Linked DNA regions of Homo sapiens: regions 1 and 2 are each linked to region 3. Evidence: chromatin contacts called from ENCODE Hi-C or POLR2A ChIA-PET data. All regions are on one chromosome and are shown on one strand. The core of a region is the stretch at or near the end of the contact, and the rest is flanking DNA. Distances in the headings are between cores, read along the strand shown. Region 1 has its middle 140 kb from the start of TES. Region 2 overlaps CAV2-DT (CAV2 divergent transcript). Region 3 has its middle 100 kb from the start of CAV2-DT.

What was found. A loop is a pair of places that touch in the nucleus more often than their neighbours do. ChIA-PET counts read pairs that join two places held with the same protein, here RNA polymerase II (POLR2A). Pooled maps may share reads with other maps.
Region 1: a loop to region 3 is called in a map of endothelial cell of umbilical vein, with 5 times the contacts of the local background. The contact joins two enhancer-like sites. A Hi-C loop is called at or near these places in 17 of 168 maps with a recorded cell type or tissue (MCF 10A, PC-3, PC-9 and 9 more) and 13 of 50 pooled maps. POLR2A ChIA-PET finds 5 or more read pairs at or near these places in 3 of 52 experiments (AG04450, MCF 10A and endothelial cell of umbilical vein).
Region 2: a map of PC-9 shows a loop between it and region 3 (5-fold over the local background). The contact joins two enhancer-like sites. A Hi-C loop is called at or near these places in 6 of 168 maps with a recorded cell type or tissue (PC-9, Right ventricle myocardium inferior, cardiac septum and 3 more) and 5 of 50 pooled maps. POLR2A ChIA-PET finds 5 or more read pairs at or near these places in 1 of 52 experiments (PC-9).

What each region holds. Positions count from the first base shown.
Region 1 is chr7:116,352,485-116,355,467 of GRCh38, forward strand. No RefSeq gene overlaps it. Among named protein-coding and RNA genes, the nearest start is that of TES, 140 kb to the left of the region's middle. RefSeq lists an enhancer at 1,125-2,983. Within about 2 kb of position 1,612, at least 31 of the 41 ENCODE cell types and tissues checked have a DNase peak (open chromatin) inside an H3K27ac peak, as active enhancers do; they include PC-3, PC-9, endothelial cell of umbilical vein and 1 more, where a contact is called at or near this core.
Region 2 is chr7:116,441,928-116,444,826 of GRCh38, forward strand. The region is part of intron 1 of CAV2-DT (CAV2 divergent transcript); the gene reads right to left. Among named protein-coding and RNA genes, the nearest start is that of CAV2-DT, 56 kb to the right of the region's middle. RefSeq lists an enhancer at 551-1,750. Within about 2 kb of position 1,289, at least 10 of the 41 ENCODE cell types and tissues checked have a DNase peak (open chromatin) inside an H3K27ac peak, as active enhancers do; they include PC-9, endothelial cell of umbilical vein and mammary epithelial cell, where a contact is called at or near this core.
Region 3 is chr7:116,394,052-116,396,961 of GRCh38, forward strand. No RefSeq gene overlaps it. Among named protein-coding and RNA genes, the nearest start is that of CAV2-DT, 100 kb to the right of the region's middle. Within about 2 kb of position 1,545, at least 11 of the 41 ENCODE cell types and tissues checked have a DNase peak (open chromatin) inside an H3K27ac peak, as active enhancers do; they include PC-3, PC-9, endothelial cell of umbilical vein and 1 more, where a contact is called at or near this core.

The DNA.
Region 1 (2,983 bases), core at 362-2,861, 42 kb before region 3:
TTTGTAGGTTTACAATACCTTCTCCTTAGTTTGAGACAACTGAGTGGGTCTCTGCCCTTTGCAATAAAAAAGGGTATCCTGTTTACCTTCTGGTTTCCAGTTCAATTCTCACTTGAATCCTCCATGTGTTTACCTTGTTTCCGAAAATGATAAGAGCAATGAGAGTTCAGAGAAGTGGGAAACCAAAGGGCGCCGGAGTGGTCTGAGGAGGTTTCACAAATCATGTGGGGATTGAACTGAATCCCAAAAAATGGAAAGAAGGGAGCTCCCTCACTCCGGGTGAAGGAAAGAGTAGTACAAAATCACAGAGGCAGGAGTGTGCCCAAGGAGACTGGAGTCTACACAGAAGGATGTGGGACGCCAGAAAATTAATTTAACCTGGTGGAGTGAACCTAATGAAAGCTCAGCAACACTAGCTCCATGCTCCTTCTACTTCTTGACGTATCCTACAGGTAAAAAGTCCTGAGACCCAGCAGGTTTTAAGAAATGCTTCCTAAACTCTTTTATATATATATATATTTTTTTAATTTTGAGACAGAGTTGCGCTCTTGTCGCCCAGGCTGGAGTGCAGTGGCGCGATCTCAGCTCACTGCAGCGTCCGCCTCCCGGGTTCAAGCAATTCTCCTGCCTCAGCCTCCTAAGTAGCTGGGATTACAGGCGCCCGACACCACGCCCAGCTAAATTTTGTATTTTCAGGAGTAATGGTGTTTCACCATATTTTCCAGGCTAGTCTCGAACTCCTGACCTCAGGTGATCTGTCCATCTTGGCCTCCCAAAGTGCTGGAATTACAGGTGTGAGCCACTGCTCCCTGCCCATAAACTCTTACATACGTTCCATGTTGCCTCACTACTTTAAGGGAAAACACATTAATAATAACAAACAAAAAGTAATAAACAAGAGAAAAGCATTGATAGCAACAAACATAGTTGCTTGCCTGTTTCTGTCAAAAAAATAATTTTGTACACATCAATGGATTCTTATGGCCTGTTTTATTCTTCGCATATTTTGGCAGAAGTTGGCTGTTGAGAATACATTTTACTTCATTTTTCAAAGTAATTCTTTTTTTAAAAAAAACTCTTTAACTTAGTTGCATAATTACATACGTGACTAGGATAATAGTCTATGACCATGATTGGTGAAAAGGTAGTGTATTTTAGTATTAACTACAACTTAAAAACATTATGGGTAAGATTAATTAAATGCTGTGAAATTTGCCATAATATTTACCATCAGCTGGAAATAAAGAGAACAGAGTTGTAAGTATTATGCAATCATTTTAATTCAGGCCCATTCCCATAAGTGATACAGACCTGGAATTGTAGTGTGAAGTCACAGGCAGGCTGGCACCCAGCCAATACACATCAGCACACCAGCCTAGGACTGTACCATGCCAGTGCTCCAGACTTTGACTTTCATCCCAACTCACTTCCAGGGACCTTTTCAAAGATATTCAGTAGACAGCCTGTATTTTCTGCATACGCTATACCCGGCCCTCAAGTTACAGACAGCCCAAACTAAATGGGATCTTGGAGGTTAGTTGACATTTTACCAATGAGACAACTAAGGTAAGATAACTGTTAAGATTAAGGGGAATGCTGAATTTTCATTTTTCTAAAACAAACAAACAAAAAAAGTTTCTTCTTCCAGCTAACATCTCAATCACGTACCCAAAATGACTTTTAAAAATTTCACATTCTTTCTACTAAGATGCCAGCGGCAGCAGCCTACTCCATACGTCAGGCAGTGTTTGTATATATTTCAGCGTATCCAAGCAAGGCCTTTTTAACTTTCCATCCTACAGACGAAGCTGTACTTTCCTGAATGGCAGCCAGGAAAAAACTTGGGGATTTGGCAGGAAGACTGTGGGAAGCCTGGTGTTCCACCAGGCTGAGATCTGGAGCGGAGCTTTCTACAAAGACAGAGGAGCGAAACACCTCCCTTTGTTTAGCTCTTCATAGGAGCACAAATGGAGCCCCCAGATTGTAATCAGGCCCTATTGTATAAACTTGGGGTTTTCAGGCCATACAGCATTTTTGGCAGCAAATCCCTTATTATTTTTCAGCTGGAAAACCAATTAGCATTCTTTTTATATCTGGGTGTTAATACTTGGGCCTTAGAGCAATTTTTTGGCCACTGGCCCACATGGCTGTAGTCTCTTGGGCAATGCCTGACAAATTGAGATAAAACTGTTACTTCATGTTTTCCTACAAAGACAAAACAAAAACTGTTTCCTGCTCTTATTAATTGGATGAAGTCAATTTCCACATTTAACAAATAAGAAGGTAAGCATAATCAGGGTGTCAACCCACGGCTCTTATCTCTCCCCAGGCTGGTTCCTCTGCAGGAATGTGAGGGAGCAAGACTTGTCAGGTTCTGACTAAGCTTTCCTTTTATTGGAAAAATAAAAAGTCCTCCTGGGCAACAGAGACCTCTGTCAGGTGAACAGGCTGCGACCACCACAAGGTCACCCTTTGGTCTCAGTGGCATTTTTGCTTCACAAGTCTGAGCGATGTGATTTACCTGAGGGAAAGAATTGTTAGGAGATTCCAGCCATGACAAGTGGATTAGTCATAACAGTCAAGAGGACACTGCCCAGTTTGAGAGGAATAAACAGAGCCAAACATTTCCCTATCTCGAAAGCATAGCAAAGTCAAGTTCACGCTCCGGGAATGTAGTTTACGATTAGAGAAAGCCATATCTGGGCTGCTGTCTCAGAATATCTAAGCGAGTAGAGAAGAGGAGGAAAGGAGTTTGGAATGGCTGTGGGAGGTGCCCATCCTGTTAAGTGTTCCCCTATGGTAAACAACCCCTGCCATGGCAACACAACTTCATGCTGCAAATCAGAGGAGCGCAGCCCTCCAGCGAGCAGACCACAACTTGGGAAAATCTCCAGGATGATGCAAAATATTTCAAAGGGAAGTGGTAAAACAAACAGAACGGAAACACAGCCATACAACTGCAGTTTGAAGACAAAAATTTGTT
Region 2 (2,899 bases), core at 39-2,538, 48 kb after region 3:
GCAGTCTTTTTTCTTTTATATGACGACTATATAATAAGTGAAGAGCATTTTGAAGAGGGCAAGTTCACTTTTTTTAGTTGAGGCCAAAGGCCACAGTAAAATCTTTGTTCTTTTACTTTTATTTCTAACTATGCCTAATTTTTTTAGTATTCTCTGAAATTTTATTAAATTCTTTTTATAAATATCTTTCTGGATCTTTTAAAACTTTTTTTCTTCAACATCTAAGAAAAAACATGTCACAATAATATTGTGATGCTTGCCTTTGCTGGGCAAAATATGTTTTTCAGACGTTAATCTTTATTACAAATATAGATCTGAAGGAGCTTTAGGCAGTCAGTTCAGTCTAACCTGTTTCCAAACAGGTCTGATGAAGCCTGAGCTGGTGATGCCACCAAGGCAGATTTTATGATAGGGAGAAAGTGCAATATTTGAAGGGTAGAAAACAGCAAGAAAGTGATTCTGTGCGCTGAGCTTCAGGACTCTGACCACTATGCTTCCTCACGGATGGGTCACTTCTTTTTTTCTTTTTTTTTTTTTTTTTGAGACGGAGTCTCGCTCTGTCGCCCAGGCCGGAGTGCAGTGGCGCGATCTCGGCTCACTGCAAGCTCCGCCTCCAGGGTTCACGCCATTCCCCTGCCTCAGCCTCCGGAGTAGCTGGGACTACAGGCGGCCGCCATCATGCCCAGCTATTTTTTAGCAGAGACTGGCTTTCACCGTGTTAGCCAGGATGGTCTCTATCTCCTGACCTCGCGATCCGCCCGCCTCGGCCTTCCAGAGTGCTGGGATTACAGGCGTGAGCCATCGCACCCGGCCCGGATGGGTCACTTCTTTAGGAAAGAAAACCTCTACTCCACTGTTAAATGTAAGAGCTCAGAAACCATTGAAATACTTTTTATATAATGTTAAGGAGTACAAGAAAGTGTAATGGTAGAGGAACAGTCAATGCAAAAAGTAAAATCAATACATGCCAATAAAAAATGTGAAACCTTCTAAAGGAAAGAATATATACATTTGCCCAAGAAATTCTTCTATTTAGAATAAACAATTTTAAAACATGGATATGCATATTTAGTATGAGACATTAACATGTAAATTATCTTTAAATAGTTTTTTATTATATTGTTAAAAGAGTAAAGAATGTGTGTTGGGGTCCTAGGTGTGGAAAGTGATGCTGAGCCAGAATTAGGAAGATACTCTGTTATTGAGAAGCTGGGAATTTGAAAGGAAGTTTGGTATCTGAGAGAGGTGAAGGAGGGAGGGGGCATAAACATTTTTCCACAAACACTCCCAGATCAGGAATTTGTGTGACTAAGGCATGATGCATAACTGAAATCTAAAAAGGTGTGACTAATGCCTGTGTAATTTTTTGTGGTGCATTTCTGTTCATGAAAGTAAAACAATGCCTTTTCCAAGTTTTAGTATTTGGAAAGCTTCCCATAGGGAGTATCAAAAATACATATTCTTCCACTACCTTTACTCTTCCACAATTAATTCTGGCTTCACTCCTCACCTATTGTGGGACTGTGAACCAGTGACCTAGCTTCTCCATGTTGCTTTTCCCACGTGTAAAATTGAGATATTAATAGTACATATGACATAAAGTTGTTATAAGTTGTTATAAATGAGGTAAAGATTAAATAAAATACTAATTGAATCTAAAACATAAAGTTGTTATAAAGATTAAGTGAGATAGTGCAAATAAAGTGCTTAGCACAGCGCCTGGAACATAGTGAAGTCTGCAATAAGTGGAAGTCATTCAAACTATTAGGGTCTTTAAAACCACAGGGATATTTCACAGGAACAAAGCAGTGATCTATATAGTATGTCATATGAATGGGAAAAATAGCCAATGTGACAAAAGAAGATACACATCAGTGTCTGTTGAATTAAGGCTCTGGTTGGTGATAATTCTATACCTGTGGATTTCCGAAGACCAGCTGAACAAACACAATTCCCAATAAATATACTTGTCTGCCTTACGAGGCAGCATTCTGTCGAACTGTGCTATCCAATAGAGCTTTCTCTGATGATGGAAATATTCTATTACTCTCTACCCAGTACAGTAGCCTCTTGCCACATGTCATAACTGAGTACTTGGAATATGGTTAGTATAACTGAGGGACTGAACTTTTATTTTAAATTTAGATAGCCATATGTGGCTGTGGCTGCCATTTTGGACAGCACAGCTATAGAAAGATACAAATAAACAGCATACATAAGTCATAAGTCATATATTTAAAACAACTTCTCTTTTCCTCACTCTACATTATGCCAAAGCCAAAAGACAAGTTTAAGTACCTTGCATCATCCTTTTATTATGGCACACTAGAATACTCAGCGTAGGTATATGCTGAAGGGGCAAAGAGCAAGGACATTCCAGTAGCATAGCACATCTAGAACCCAGATCTCAGTTTCAAAGTACCATTATTCACTAAGAGTACACATGAATTTTTGGAGACGTGGCTGATTCCGAGTTGGAGATGAAGAATACAAAGTCAAAAAACAAAAACAAAACAAAACATGATGCAGTTACACAAAGAAATTTCAATATTTGTTTGCATTTTTGAAAGATATTAAAGGTTGTCCAATCGTTGCCTACAGCAACACTTCTTAAAATTCCATTTATCCCATTCCTTTCCATATCTCCCGCACCCTGCATCTGTCTTAAATATCAGACTCTCCCCCTTTTCCTCTCAATTCCCACTAAATTCAGTCTCCAAACAAAATTTGTATAGCTCCTCACCTCTCTCCATTCTTTTGCTTTCTCCTCAAGTCTTTCTTTTTTCCCCCTTGAATAAATCTTTCTAGTGCAGATACCCCTTCCTTGCTTCTCCTTTCCCCATTCTCTGATTTTATGGCACAGAAAGCAAGGAACCAAGATGGCAGATTCAACATATCT
Region 3 (2,910 bases), core at 295-2,794:
CTGTGATACTCACAAAAGAACGTACAAGAAAAAATAAAATATTTTTCAGGTTAAGACAACTTGGAACTTAGAAATTTAGCATGTAAAGAAGTGTGGTAAGGTTCCATAAGAGAATGATAACTGTGAAAATAGACTAGCTCTTCTAAAGGATCTGCTAGGGGTATGTTTCAAACTCTCTTGAATTCTTATGTTCAATTATAAAATGTGCCAATTCACTCATAAAAGTGTACCAGACCCGGCACGGTGGATTGCGGGCGGGGTGCGGTGGCTCACACCTGTAATCCCAACACTTTGGGAGGCCGTGGCGGGTGGATCACGAGGTCAGGAGTTCGAGACTAGCCTGGCCAACATAGTGAAATCCCATCTCTACTAAACGTACAAAAAAAAAAAAATTAGCCAGGCCTGGTGGCAGGCACCTGTAATCCCGCATACTCAGTAGGCTGAGGCAGGAGAATCACTTGAACCCAGGAGGCGGAGGTTGCAGTGAGCCAAGATAGCATCACTGCACTCCAGCCCAGGCGACAGTGCGAGACTCCATCTCAAAAAAAAAAAAAAAAAATTGTACCAAACTCTCTTTAAAATATTACCAGAGAAACAGTTAAAATGAAAAGCACTAGCAATTGAAGCACCCTGAATATCTTATTTTCATGTATCATTTTTCATCTATATTGCTTGAAAGAAATACATTAATCGTGGGAATTTTGTTTAGATACTCTGATTGACTGTATCAGAGGAAGACGACGGAATGCACCCTTGATGTGCGAAAATGAGGAACTGATGAGACAACACAGATGGAAATATTCATCAGGTAGTTGGAGATTTGGACCTACAGTTCTAGAGAAAGGTGAGCTACTAAGACAGGAAAAAAAAATGCCAAAGGAGAGAAAATATAAGAAGTTCAATAATGAAGTCTCAAAAAAAAGTTTACTTTTGGAGTAAGAGAAAAAAAAAACAAGTAATTTTACTAAATGCATACCTAGATTTTTAAAAATCAAAGGAATATAATACACCTAGAAGTAGAGAGGTGGATAGGGTCTCAGATGATGCAAAGGTCAAAAAGAAAAGGAACTCTGAGCAGGAAATCCAAATTAGCAAGTTGGCAAAGTTTGACATTTGGAGAAAATAATTTCAGTAGACTAATGAAAGCAGAAACCAGATTGCTAGAAGAACTGGATTGCAAATGATAAGCAATAAGGCAATGGAGGAAATATGAGTAGATAATACTTTCAAAAATGTAACGGGGGCAGGAAGAGACAGAAGTTTGATCAAGGAGAAAGCTGGAAGACAGCTTCTTGCTCCTGAAAAGGGAAAGTTTAAACAGTGGAAATTAGACATTTGCACAGAGAAGGGGAAGGACAAGGATAAGACAAAAAATCTGCTCTTTGTTCTTAAGGAAACAAACAAACAAAAAATCCGTAAGAAAAAAATAAAATGTAAAAGAACTGAAAATTAAGATTAGCACTGCTATTTAGCACACTCATGTAGGTTAGCCACACCAGTCAGCATTTAGGAATTCCCTGCTGTCTGAAACAGCCCTGGTTTACACCCATGATTCAGGCAGTGGGCCTGTTTGTTTGCTTTTCCTTTGGTGAGAGAGTCTGCGCATCCTGTGGCAAGCCAAAGGTATCCCTGCCCTCTCCTGCCCTCTCTTCCCTCCTTGCTCCCCTTCCTCCCCCTCCTTTTTTTTCCCTCAAGCTGAGTTTGTCTTGGAAATTCTAACCTAGCAAATTAATTTTATTAAAATAAGCTAGGCAAATATCTCTGGCAATCAAGGAGGGCTTCGTTCTACTAGAAGAGCAGCCAATTTTTTTTTTTTTTTTTTAAAGAGAGAAAAGGATAGTTACAGAGGAAATACAGATAAAACTTGATTATTGAGAGCCTGCCTGGTGGTCCAGTTTCCTGGGTCAACAGTTTGGCCCAAACATTCAAGGCTGGCTGAAGTATAAAAAGATACAGAGGCAATTTGCTCATTCACTGGAGAGAATGCTTCCTAGCTTTAGACCAAAGCTCTAAGTGATATTAACAACCCCTTACTCAAAAACAGAATACAAATATGGTCTGACAAATGTGGACAATAAGGCACTTTATCAGAAATAACACATACACATACTTGGGGATCTTCATGTCTATATGCCTTTTCTTCTCTAGTTTTAAGACCTTTCCTACTGAAATCTTCCTCAACCTTAAAACCCAACTACTACCTCCTCCATTCCATTTTGTGAAATCCACAAAGTGGAATTCTTTTCTAAAATGATGGGAACTTAACATCTCTATAGTAAGCCCTTGGTGTCAAGAATTTTGCACTGATGTTGGAACTTGTTCTCTGCCTCTCTCCTCAATCCCCCAGTCATTCTATGACCCTATACCTTGCTTTTTTTTTTTTACTTTATAGCATTTTTCATTGATTTATATTTATTCATTTATTTGCATATTGTGTGTCTCTTCCTGCTATAAGATGCAGAAACACTGTGACTTTGTTTCATTCATAAATGTATTCCCAGAACTTTGTTTTGTTGTTGTTGTTGTTGTTGTTGTTGTTGTTGTTGTTGTTTTGAGACCAAGTCTCACTCTGAGGCACCCGGGCTGGGGTACAGTGGTGAGATCTCAGTTCACTGCAACTTCTGCCTCCCAGTTTCAAGCGATTCTTCCACCTCAGTTTCCCAAGTAGCTTGGATTATAGGTGCCCACCACCACACCCAGCTAATTTTTTTTGTGTGTGTATTTTTAGTAGAGATGGGGTTTCCCCATATTGGCCAGGCTGGTCTCGATCTCCTGACCTCAGGTGATCTGCCCACCTCAGCCTCCCAAAGTGCTGGGATTACAGGTGTGAGCCACCACACCCAGCCTATTCCCAGAACTTTGAATAGTGCCCAACGCATACTAGGAACTCAGCATATTTTGTTGACCTAA